Regions from separate parts of the Homo sapiens genome. Here region 2 is linked to region 1. The links are chromatin contacts, found by Hi-C or POLR2A ChIA-PET in ENCODE. All regions are on one chromosome and are shown on one strand. Each heading gives the region's core, a stretch centred on a gene start or an enhancer-like site at or near the end of the contact. The rest is flanking DNA. Distances are from core to core; before and after follow the strand shown.

Region 1 (6,556 bases), core at 1,677-4,176:
GTGAATGATGAGAGATTATTTAATGTGTACAAGGTACATTATTCGGGTGATGGATACCCTAAAAACCCTGGCTTCACCACTACACCATCTATGCATATGGCAAAATTACACCTGTACCCTATACATTTATACAAATAAAAAAGAGTGAAAAAAGGGGAGGGATGGTCTGATCTGACCTACGTTTCTAATGATCCACTCTAGCTGCTGAGTGGAGAATGACCCGAGACAGGCAAAAATAGCGGAGGGAGGATCATGAGGACTCTGCTGCAACTAGCTAAGCTCAGAGAAGGGTAGGGTGGCTGGGTATCCTGGGGAAATGGTAAGGGAGCATCACCAGCAGAGCATGGTGTCAGAAAGGCAGGACAGAAAGTGTTCATGGAGAGAGTCGTTCAGTACGTCAGTGCTGCTGAAAGGTCACAGAAGGCTAGGACAGAGCGGTGGGCACCCTGCTTGGCAGGTGAAGGTTGCTGGTGACTTGATAGCCTCGGGGGAGGGCTGAAGAGAACCTCAGATGGTGGGAGGCGTTCACCCAGGTTTTCGACATAGTAACTGCACAGTAAGTTACTGCAGTGGTGTATTTGTCACTTTCCATTGGATATGGTTTGGGTCTGTGTCTGTGCCCAAATCTCATGTGGAATTGTAATCCCCATTGTTGGTGGAGGGGCTTGATGGGAGGTGATTGGATCACGGGCGCCGACTTTCCCCTTGCTGTTCTCGTGATGGTGAGTGAGTTCTCACGAGATCTGGTTGTTTAAAAGTATGTAGCACCTCCCCTTTCTCTTGGTGGTCCTCCTGCTCCTGCCAAGTAAGACGTGCCAGCTTCCCCTTCACCTCCCACCATGATTGTTGCCTGAGGCCTCCCCAGCCAGGCTTCCTGTAGAGCCTGTGGAATGGTGAGCCAATTAAATCTCTTTTCTTTATAAATTACTCAGTCTTGGCCAGGCATGGTGGCTCATGCCTGTAATCCCAACACTTTGGGAGGCTGAGGCAGGTGGATTGCTTGAGCTCAGGAGTTCTAGACCAGCCTGGCCAACATGGTGAAACCTCCTCTGTACTAAAAATACAAAAATTAGCCCGGTGTGGTGGCAGGTGCCTGTAGTCCCAGCTACGTGAGAGACTGAGGTGGGAGAATAATGCCTTGAGCCTAGGAGGCAGAGGTTGCAGTGAGCTGAGATTGTGCCACTGCACTCCAGCCTGGGCAATAGAGCAAGACGCTGTCTCAAAAAATAAAAATAAATTAAAAAAATACCCAGTCTCAGGTAGTTCTTTTTTTTTTTTTTTTTTTTTTTTTTGAGACGGAGTATCGCCCTGTCGCCCAGGTTGGAGTGCAGTGGCACGATCTCTGCTCACTGCAACCTCCGCCTCTGGGTTCAAGCAATTCTCCTGCCTCAGCCTCCTGAATAGGTGGGACTACAGACATGCACCACCATGCCTGGCTAATTTTTGTATTTTTAGTAGACACAGGGTTTCACCATGTTGGCCAGGCTGGTCTCGAACTCCTGACCTTAGTTGATACACCCACCTTGGCCTCCCAAAGTGCTGGGAATATGGGCGTGAGCCACTGCGCCTGGTCTCAGGTAGTTCTTTATAGTAATGTGAGAATGGACCAATACACCGTTGGTAGCTTGGAAATGGAAATTCCTTGAATAGTTGCTCCCAGCCCCAAACACTTTGTAGAACCCCCCTAATTTCTTCCAAAGCCCTCCTGTTTTCTGTACATTTCCTCCTTTTCTTATGACTCCATCAGAAAATATCTTACATGAGGAAGAAATGGTTTAAAACATTTCTATTTACTTTCATGTTATTTCTGATTATCTACCAGAGAGCATAACTTTTTTTTTCTTTTTTTTTTTTTGAGGTGGAGTCTCACTTACTGTTGCCCAGGCGGTGCCATCTCGGCTCACTGCAACCTCTGCCTCCTAGGTTCAAGAGATTCTCCTGCCTCAGCCTCTCGAGTAGCTGGGACTACAGGTGTGTTCTACCACGTCCGGCTAATTTTTTTTTTTTTTCACTAGAAATGGGGGTTTCCCCATGTTGACCAGACTGGTCTCAAACTCATGACCTCAAGTGATCCACCCACCTCAGCCTCTCAAAGTGGGATGTTCAGTACAGACACGTTTTTCCAGCTATTTTCAATCGGAAATAATCTGAAATCAGATTATCGAAATCGGTTGGTTGAATCCACAGACGTGGAATCCATGGATACAGAGGGCCAACTATACTTGGTGGTCAAACCTACGCATGATTTCAAAGCCCATGCTCATTCATTCTTCTTTCCTTTTTTTCTACTTTAACTTTTACTTTTGTTAAAGCCACGTATGTATAGAGTGCAAATATTAAGATCACTCAACATGGCTGATTGTCAAACATTGCAGCAGTTCCCTGTCCCACTTTCCAGAAGCACCTCCTTGTAACTTTCACCTGAGTGTTTTCATGTTCATTTCCGTATTTGTAAAATATGTAAATTGGTAAATATGTAAAATGCTAGCATGTTTCTTGAAGAAAAAATGTGGGTAGTAAGTATTTGCTGGAATACAAAGATTTCACCGTCTTTTACCCGCCTGTCTCTCAGAACACAATTTAAGTCTTCTCCATTCTCTTTATCCAGTTAAGTTCTAATTTTGGCTGGCTCATTTTTCAGTGTTTATTGTGACTATGCTTGCTGAGTCACGCGGTACACAATCATTACGTTTCCTTCCTCTTGCACTTTTTTATTTTCCATAGAGTTAATAATTGTCTTCCAGTTCTATTTGCTTATTTTTCTGTATACTTGTAACTAATTCAATGCCAGCTCTTTCAATTGGGCATACCTCTCAATATGTTTAATTTCATTTTCTTGAAGAAATCTCTTCTGGATCTTCTGATCTGCTCCAAACTGCACGGGTTGCTCACACAGCAGTGACTCATCTGCCATCTTGCGTTCTGCCTCCACCCATTATCTGGGTGATTTCTTCACTTCTTTCCCTGCAGGTCTGAAAAGGCCTTTATCGTGTCATCTCATTTCATTGATAGTTTGGCTGAGTATTCAATTCTAGGTTTTAAAATTTGGAATTTGGAATTTGGAAGTTCTGCTCTGTTATATTCTGCCTTGTTACTTAAGACCTGCGTTGTTCTCTCTCTCTCTCTCGAAGTTTGTAGACTCTTTCTCTGTCCCTAGTGTTCCTATATGTCACAATGATGCACTTTGTTGTGGGTTTATTTTGTCTTCTGGGACTTGGTGGGCTCCTTTTAATCTAGAAACTTATGTCTTTCAATTCTGAGAGATTTTTCTTGAATAATTTTGCTGATGGTTTCTTTATTTTCTCTTTTTGAAACTCCTGGACAGTTCTCTAATTTTCTTATTTTTTTCTTGTCTATTTTCTATCTCTTTTTCTGTTTACCCTTCTCTCTGGGAAATTTTCCCAACCTAGTCTTCTATTGCAAGCTGCCTTATTTTAAATTCCAAGGATTATTTAAATGTTCTTTCATATTTTTTAAAAATGAGTATATTGTATTCCGTTATCTCTCTCAGGATATTAATAAGGGTTTGGGGGCTATTTTCTCTGTTTTTACCTCCTTTTTCCACTTTGCTTTGGTCTCTGGCTTTCAGATTACCGTATTTTATCGACTTTGAGAACCTTCGATGCTGGTGCTCTTAATCTTACGAGAAAGTGTCCACGAAATTATTTTGCATGGCCGTATCACGGCTGCCTCCTGACTGACCATGATTTTGCAATACTATTGATTTGTAAGGCGGATTTCAGAGATGTTCATTCGGACACATGCATCTTAGGATCAATGAAACAGGGTAAATGCTTCTCAAGTTATCTTGGGATTCTTGCCTATACTGTTTATAGTTTAAGAGTGGTGCACCAAAAATCTGTTTATAGTCTGCTCTGCATGGTGCTGGTGGTAGTAGGTGAGTGGAGGGCTTTACTGACAGTGGAATTAATTGTAAGATGATTCAGCTCGGCTGTTCTTTTTTTTTTTCATTTTTTTGTTTTTTGAGACATAGTCTCACACTGTCACTCAGGCTGGAGTGCAATGGCATGATCTCGGCCCACTGCAACCTCCATCTCCCAGGTTCAAATGATTCTCCTGCCTCAGTCTCCCGAGTAGCTGGGATTACAGGTGCCCGCCACCATGCCCAGCTAATTTTTGTATTTTTTGTAGAGATGGGGTTTCACCATCTTGGCCAGGCTGGTCTCGAACTCCTGACCTCATGATCCACGCCTCCCCCGCCCGGCCCCTTGGCCTCCCAAAGTGCTGGGATTACAGGCGTGAGCCATGGCGCCCAGCCTGTTTGTTTGTTTTTTTAAGAAACATGGTCTTGATATGTTGCCCAGGCTGAAGTGCAGTGGCATGATCATGGCTCATGGCTACCTCGAACTCCTGGACTCAAATGATCCTCCCACTTTAGCATCCCAAGTAGCTAGGACTACAGGTGTGCACTACTACACCTGGCTGATTTAAACATTTTTTGTAGGGATGGGGTCTCACTATGTTGCCCTGGCTGGTTGTGAACTTCTGGCCTCAAGTGATCCTCTTGCCTTGACCTCTCAGTACATGGAGATTACAGGTGTGAGCCACTATGTCTGGCCCAGCTTGACAGTTTTGTTAAGAAACCCTCTGATGATGACTTTCTCATGAACTTGTTGGATTCCCAAGAGAAGAGTTTTTGAATCTTCTGCCTGGAGGATTTAAGCTTGGCTGTCTGCCTTCTGAGCGTCACGATGGGAAGGAAGGCTGGGAATCAGATGCTCAGCATGCAGCTTTGACTTCGTCCCTTTCTTCCATACAGTACTCCTGCCCTTATCTCTGCCTGGTGTTCCCCAGCCCAGAGAGGCTTGATTTTACCTCTCCAGAGGGAAAAAACCCTCCAGGCTCCTGCCCTTTGTGGAGCTGGGAAAGAAAGCTGGTGGAGTTAACTGCTTCTCAAACAGACTTTTCAGTCAAACCTTCTGTTTTCTGCCCCATCTTTTTCTCTGCTTCCAAAGGAGCTGGGTGTTGCTGCCTCCTGAGCCTTTGAAGTTCAGGATGTGATTCAGGTTGTGTCTCAGCTTTACCTATGGTTGGTTCAGGTTTGCTTAAGTTAGTTACTTCGCCTTCATTTTCCAGCTTTCAAAATGTTTTTTTGGCTGGGCATAGTGGCTCACACCTGTAATCTCAGCACTTTGGGAGGCCAAGGCTGGTGGATCACTTGAGGTAAGGAGTTCAAGACCAGCCTGGCCAACATGGTGAAACCCCGTCTCTATTAAAAATACAAAAATTAGCCGGGCGTGGTGGTGCACACCTGTAATCCCAGCTGCCTGGGAGGCTGACTCAGGAGAATTGCCTGAACCTGGGAGGCAGAGGTTGCAGTGAGCTGAGACCGTGCCACTGCACTCTAGCCTGGCAACAGAGTGAGATTCTGTCTCAAAAGAAAGGAAAGTATTTTTCTGTCCACCCATTCTCTTTGTTAAAAATCACATTACAGGGAGGGGAACATCACACACCGGGGCCTGTTGGGGGGTGGGGGGCTAGGGGAGGGATAGCATTAGGAGAAATACCTAATGTAGGTGACGGGTTGATGGGCTAAAATGATCCTCCCACCTTGGCCTCCCAAAGTGCTAGAATCATAGGCATTTATTAAAAATATATTTTCTACATTGATTTGAAATGCAACTTTATTTGGATCTGTTTTGGAGCAAAGACCATAAGCCTTCCAGTGCTTCACCCTCTCCCTTAATGCTAGGTGAGTGCATCTTTCTTTCTGGGTCTCTGCTTCTTGCTCTGTAAGTGATGTTAGGGAACTGCATTATTCTTGCTGTTGCTAAGCTCTGCAGCCACATATGCTCTTATTTGTTAATTTGACCAACATGTTTGGGTCCTCTGCAGTGTCTGTGTTTGTGCTAAACACTGGGGATACAAAAAACAAGGCAAGCCCCCTGCAGTAGTCACTGTAGGAAGCCAATGACACGTTAGTCTAGGAGTGATTCTTCTGTCCTAGGATGGGTCTCTTTCATGCAGGATTATAGAGCGTTCTGGAGGACATTGTGCAAAATGTTAATGATGGTTGTTTCTGGGGGTGTGGTCTCAGTTGAATTTTGATCTCTGCTTTATTCCTTTCTGTATTGCTTATATTTTTGGCAAGCATACACTTTTTTTTTTTAGCATGATTGTTTTGTTTTTAACAGACCTCAGTTTCACAGAATTGGTTTAGTTGTAATCCTTGGTTCATAACGCTCTCTGGGGTTCCACAGTACCTTTAGGAAAAGAAAACAGCAAGAAGCAATCTACAGAGGTTAGGGAGGATTCCAAGAGTGACCAGAGGGTGTTCCTTAGGTAAGACGCATCAGAGAGCCAGAGCAGTCAGGCACCCCTGCTGCTGTGAGGTGCCTGTGTGAGGGTGCAAGGTACAGCTGCCTGAAACCATGTGGCCTTTGGGGAATTGTGAGGAATTCAGCTTGCCAGAAGCTGAGGTTATAAGCAGGAGTGACCATGTGTTACCTGGTATACACAGAGAACACTAGAAATGAATAATTTTAAGACTGTGAGAATTTGCACAGCTGAGGATCTCATATACCCATTTAAGCCC
Region 2 (6,361 bases), core at 1,728-4,227, 78 kb after region 1:
GTTTGCCCTTCTGGGGAGGAAGCAAACAACTGTCTACACTCTTTGTGGGCAAGAGCTTGCCAGGCTGTGCTTCATGGTCACTAAGGATGCTGGCTGGGAAGGAGCAGGATGGGATGCTTGGGCAGAAGAGGGATACAGCTGAGGAGTTGCAGGTGGGTCATGCAGGTGGGTGGTGGTTTAGTGCTCCCGCCTGAGCTTCATGGGCTCTCTAGCCCAGCTGAGGTCAGGTCGAGTACCCAGCACCCTGTGATAAAAGGAGGGCCTGCTCATTATGGTGACATTTCTTTCCGTGGTAACTGTCTGAGCCTTTTGCTCTGGACTGAAGATAAAAAGCCACCTCTTTGTGGGAGGAGGCCACATAGACAGGCCAGGGCTGGGAGAACAATGGGCAGGTACTCCACTGGGTTCCCAGCAGCAACATTGTAGGAGCAGCCATGTGAAAAACGAGAAAGTGGGTTTTGGCCATGGTTTGGGTTATGGAGGGAGAAAGTGAGGGAAACCTCCAGGTCATGCCAAGATTTCAAAGCAGGAGCGACAGCTCTTTGGCCCAAGTGCAGGCACAGCCCTTGTTGTAATGCTGTCTGCCAGGCAACGGCTACATTCTGGGAAGACAGAGGCAACCCCCAAATCCTTTGAGCTCATCTCTTTTTGACTCACAGATGGATCTCCCCCATGAGCAACACTTTGTGGAGTTTTGGAATGGATTTCGTGTTGCAACAGTGTTTTCTAGCTGGTTGTCTAATTTAAGTGGTGAGTCTGCAGAATGTCCAGGGAGGATTTGAATTCAGATGATAAGGCTGCATGGATTGCAATGCTGACAGATTTATGCACAGCATTGCAGGAAGGTCTCCAAGTCACTGAAAATGTTTCTGAAGGTCACTGCAAACTCTTTGCGTGGGACATAATCTATGAAAGTTTTGAGTTCTCCTTGTTTTCTCTAGAGTAATGATTCTGAAATACTGTTGCTAAGTGGTCAAAGCTACTTTTCTCAGCCCTTTTCTTTCTCCTCTCATTTTCTGTTGGTTCCTTCTGGAAGGAAGGAGAAGCATTTTCTCACTGAAGCAACATCTAAGTTACAATGCCTCATGCTCACCATTGCTCCAGGCCCCAGGGTGCTTTGCAGTTATGCAGTCCTGTCTAAATGAGTGCTCCAGTGGATGACAGAAAATGCTGCTTCAAAGATGTTAACCTGGATGCATAGAAAATTTTCTTGTTTTTTTGTTTTTTTTTTTTTTTTTTTTTTTTGAGACGGAGTCTCGCTCTGTCCCCCAGGCTTGAGTGCAGTGGCATGATCTCGGCTCACTGAATAAGTGTTGACTATAGAAAAAAAGAGAAAATTAGAAATGGTACCTTGACTCTACACTTCTAACAATCGCAGTCTGCTGTATTCTGGTAGTTTCCTGATGCGAAGGACGTTAAGCAACGTGTGTGTGTGTGTGTGTGTGTGTGTGTGTGTGTTTTAAATCTAGGATTGAATACAGACCATCTATTTTGGGTCTGAATGACCCAGTCTGGCAGTGGGTGATCTCATTCCATTGGACAATTTGGTCCAAAAAGCATTTCATTAATTACACTCAGCGCAACAACTTGCCCAGGAATCTGCTTCTGTGCTTGGAGAATAATCCCACTTTATAAACAATCCACTTTATTTAGCACAGGCCTTCAAGAAAACACCAGACACTGACATGATGAATTGCTCTCTTGGGAGCACGGGTGGGTGAGACTGGGGAGGAGGATGGGAAGTGAGAACTTGGTCCGTTTACCGGAAGACAGCAGCACACAGATCTGCTTGCACCCTGTACCTCATTGTCTAGGATAACAGGATTCCACAGCCTTGCCCTGATAGAAGCAACTCGGCAATTAATGGGTTGATGGCCCACAGTCCTTCCAAGGAAAACCCATGTTTGCTTGCTGCAGCCACGTGGACAACAGGCAGGCTCACCACAATGCCTGCAGGCCCTTCCTGGTCTCTCAATTTCACTCCTTCAACAAGCGTTTAGCAGATGCCTCCTCCTTATTACCTTCTGTATTAGGTGCTGGGGATACACTGGGAGAAGGTTCTTGTTCTTAAGGAACTTCTGATCCTACAGCAAGCCAGTGATGAGGGGAGAAGTGGTAGAATGGGGGGGATTCACAGCATGAGCACACAGAGGAGGGATACTCACTATGGGGCAGGGAGTGGAGGCTGGTGCTTAGTCGTCAGCATTCATTCTCTGGAACTCTGTGGACCCGTGCTTCTATATTTGCACATAGTAAGTTCTAATTTAACCATGAATTTTGGAAAAACCGTGATCATAGAGTTTCTTTCTCTGTCTTCCTTTCTCATCTCTTCCTCCTTTCTCTCTCCTTATGAACAGCGGTCTTTTCAAAGTTAGCCCATAGGATTGGGACCAAGCCTGAGATTCCAAACAGTGTTGGAGAGGGTGGAGTGTAGAGAAGCACCTGAGTCTCATGGTGAAGTTAGAGACAGGGACCCCGAGGCCTGGCATGATTGGAAGCAGGGCACAAAGATGAGTGTAGAGCAGAGGCCAGCGGGAGGGTAAGGAGCCTGGAGGTCAGGAGGCCTGCAGAGGGGAGAAGAGCAGAAACAGGGTCGGGAAGTGCCCCAACCCAGCAGTCCCTGCCTCCGCAAACAAGACTTGCTGGACACCAAGGCAGCCTCCTGACCTGACTTGCACACCAGTCACACACTTGCCTCCCAACAGGAATGACTAGACTCCGGAGCTCACCTGAGGCCTGCAGGTAGGAGCTGGAGAAGGATGAGGTCGGGGCGAGGAGTTCGCGGAAGCATTGGCAGGCCTGGACTCTCCTTTGCGCTGTTTCGTGGTTTATTTCCCAGCTCTAAACAAGGACGTCCTGCAAACTTCTGATGGGTTTGGTTTTGTGGTAACTTCTTAGAGAGCTCAGAGCATCAAGGAAGAACATTTCCTCAGGATGCTGAGGCGTGGACTGGCTTTCATCTCAATTTTCTTCAGCTGATTTCCTTCAATGTTGTTTTTCTCTTTTGAACAAAAGAATATGCTGTTTGTTCGGTCACATGGACTTGTGGTTACTCACCCGTGGAAGGAGGCCACCCCTCGAGACTCTGGCAAGAGCAGGGGAAATTCCTTTCAACACCAGCCCCGAGGAATTCTCATGATCCTGGTTTCCATTTTGGTCAAATTAAAGATGAAAGGACTCGATCCAGCACTGAGGAGGACGATAGTTTTGATTCTGAGGGAGACACAGCTAGATGAAAAACCAGGCTAACCTTTTATCTGGTATGAGAGTGGAGAGGCACATCCTGTGACAAATTGAGCATCCATTGTGTGAGGAATTCCTGCTTCAGGCCCCATCTCAGAAATCAAAGCCTTGTAGGTGAGGAGAAACAACCGTGAGGCGGCAGGTTTATTTATTTATTTTCCCACCAAAGTCTTAGATAACTTTACTGGGTGCCTGCCTTCTTTTTGGTTTTGTGTTTGCATAATTTTAGAAATGCCATTAGGAATAGCTGCTTTCCTAGAGAAAGTTTCCAGTTGGTAAAAACAGGACAAGCTGTTTTCGATAATCATGAACCTTTTCATTTGAAGGGTTCTTTTCCATACTCCTGACTCCCACCACCTCTGATATAGGTAATTCCATGAACTTTAGCACTTCTTGATTTGGTATTCTTTAAAAAATTTTAAATTGTGGCAATATACACATAACATAAAATTTAACATCATATCCAATTCTTTTATTTTTAAAAAGATTTATTTATTTATTTGAGATAGGGTGTCGCTCTGTTACCCAGACTGGAGTGGAGTGGTGTGATTACAGCTCACTGTGGCCTCAACCTCCTGGGTTCAAACAATCCTCTCACCTCAGCCTCCTGAGTAGCTGGGGCTACAGGCTCACGTCCCCACACTGTTTAATTTTTTAAATTTTTTGTAGAGATGGGATCTCACTATGTTGCCCAGTCTGGTTTCAAACTCCTGGCCTCAAGCAGTTCTCCTTCCTTGGTCTCTGAAAGTGTGGAGATTATAGGCATGAGCCCCTGTGCCTAACCTCCGGAAGTCTTTCCATCCTCCCGAACTGGAACTCTGTACACGTTAAATCCTAACTCCCCACTTCCCTAGCCCCACTCTGCAGTCCCTGGCATCCCCTTTCTACTCTCAGTCTCTACGAGTTTGACTAATCTAGGACCTTATATAGGTGGAATCAGCAATACTTGTCATTTTGTGACTGGCTTATTTCACTTAGCATAATGTCCTCATAGATTTGGCATTCTTTTACTTTGTCTTTAAAATACTATTTCCTCTTAACATCCAAGGGCTAACTCATTTAAACTTTGGAAAGGTCATCAATAAAATTTAAAAATATTTCCTAAGCCTGGAAATTGTAAAGACAAGTATGGATCTGTGAAACACCCTATTGCTTGCAGCAGAGCGGAACATCTCAGAGGTGAAAAACCAAGTGAAGAAGAGGCTCGTGTTAAGTGGCGCCAGCTGGGAACGTCCTGTACAGTAGGGCGCTGAGCCCTCAGGCCCGCAGCCAGGGGTAGGGGATTCTCTGCAGATGTGCCCTCCTCATGGCTGGTGCCGGTGGTCACGCTGCTCTCCTGGGGCCGTGGCGACAGCTGTCCATGGAGTAGGGCTGGCAGCGGCTCTGGAGGGAGGCATCTGCCCGGGCTGTCACCGGAGTGAAAGAACAGGAGGCAGCTGCGCAGAGGCAATGGCAAGGACAGGAGCAGAGGACACAGAAAAAACACCCTCGATCTCCTTGTGTGCTTTCCCCCAAAGCACAGGCCCCAGCCTGGTCATCGTGCCTCCCCAAAGTCAGGGAATACCCCAGAGGCTGTTCCTCCTCTCCGTGTTCAGGCCTGGCAGTCTGTTCTTGGACAGAGAAGGCTCATGCCAAGGCAGCTGCCCGGCAGTGTCACACGAATGCTGGAACAAGGGGGGCTGGGTGAGGACACCAGACCATTCATCTCACAGACACGGCCTTTAAAAGCTCCTTGAGGTTTTCTTATGTCTCAGTAGCAATGCAAATAATCTCTAAGAACCGTGACACCATCTTTTTCAAAGACATGTAATTTGCTACTGTCAATAACACGGATTTCCCACCCGAAAGAGCCAATGTGTTTTCTCGCTATTTATCAAATCTTTTATACTCTGATGACTAATGGAAAATACAATGGCAATTTGTTACTGTTTTGGCATTGTTTGCTATCAGAAGTGACACTGGAACAAAGGGGTAATAAGTTATGGTTGCATTCAAAGTTTATTCTCTCCTGCGGGAGTATACACACTCACATATCAATAGGAGTTGATAACTATAATGTGTGTAGCCTTTATGAATTATCTGTGTAATAATTTTCACTTTAAAAAAGCATGTTCCCATCCGTCAGTTCATTTCGGCATCACGAGAATGTTTATGATATTGTTTCAGTTGAACAGAACGAGACTTAAAGGAGAAATGGCTTGTCGAAGGCCCTATAGGAAGTCAATTGGGGCTAAAATTAGGTCTCCTGAGTCTTAAACCAGGGCTCTTTCCACTAAACTGTACTTGAGAAGAAGGTGTCAGAACCACAGGAAGCATGGTGAGAGATGTGTTTCTTTCTCCTGCTGACTTCTCCCCAGCCCCAGCCCAGACAATTCTGAAATGTTAGAGTAGTGATTGCTTGAGAACCAAGGGGACTATTTGGCTGAGCTGTTTAAAATTGCCGTTTTTAAAAGATTAAAACAGTCAAATATCAACAATTGCAAATGTTTCAAACTAATTGCTCTCCCCAGATTTATATAAGGTTATATTTCCCGTGTAGCGTCAAATTGGTCTTTTTATTGGTTAATTTGGCTGGTCGCTTTGCTTTCAATTTTGCTGCCCCTTGGTCTGAAACAGCCAGTGACCTCAGATCATTGTTTTAGTGGCTTCTGTAACCAAATCGAGCCAATTATAGAGGCAGCTGGCCAAACCATGCAATTAACCCCAAGCAAGGCAATTCAGGGTCATGTAAGTATGACTCACAAATGACCAGCCTATAAGAATTTTCAACAGGTCTAACCTGCTCTTGGTTACTGCACATTTTGCCTGAAAAAACAATTAGATCATATTCTTTTTCTGTTCATCTGGCATACGTTTGCATGAGTTCTGGTGAGTGGGAGATTTCCAAGGCTGTTACAGGGGGATCATTAGAAAATCAGGAGGGATCTTGGCCGAATGTCAAGAATGAAGGAGCAGCAAGTCAAGCCGCCAAGGAAACACACATTAGAGTCATTCGTTCTCACCACTCGGCGGAAGCTGGTAACTCGCTCCACTGGCCAGGCTTCCCACCATCTGGAGTGGAGTCCGGGTGCTCCTACCAGGGATGGATGAGCTCCAAGTGCAGGCAGCCTGGCACAAG

What was found. Hi-C counts contacts between places; a loop is a spot of excess contacts on that map. ChIA-PET counts read pairs that join two places held with the same protein, here RNA polymerase II (POLR2A). Pooled maps may share reads with other maps.
Region 2: a loop to region 1 is called in a map of endothelial cell of umbilical vein, with 2.1 times the contacts of the local background. The contact joins the promoter of KU-MEL-3 here to the enhancer-like site in region 1. A Hi-C loop is called at or near these places in 1 of 168 maps with a recorded cell type or tissue (endothelial cell of umbilical vein) and 1 of 50 pooled maps. POLR2A ChIA-PET finds 5 or more read pairs at or near these places in 1 of 52 experiments (OCI-LY7).

Annotation. Positions count from the first base shown.
Region 1 is chr6:4,684,566-4,691,121 of GRCh38, reverse strand. No RefSeq gene overlaps it. Among named protein-coding and RNA genes, the nearest start is that of KU-MEL-3, 77 kb to the right of the region's middle. Within about 2 kb of position 2,926, at least 8 of the 41 ENCODE cell types and tissues checked have a DNase peak (open chromatin) inside an H3K27ac peak, as active enhancers do; they include endothelial cell of umbilical vein, where a contact is called at or near this core.
Region 2 is chr6:4,607,181-4,613,541 of GRCh38, reverse strand. KU-MEL-3 (a long non-coding RNA gene) reads right to left here and starts at 2,977. Exons shown (of 2, transcript NR_122107.1): 1 at 2,730-2,977; 2 at 1,623-2,564.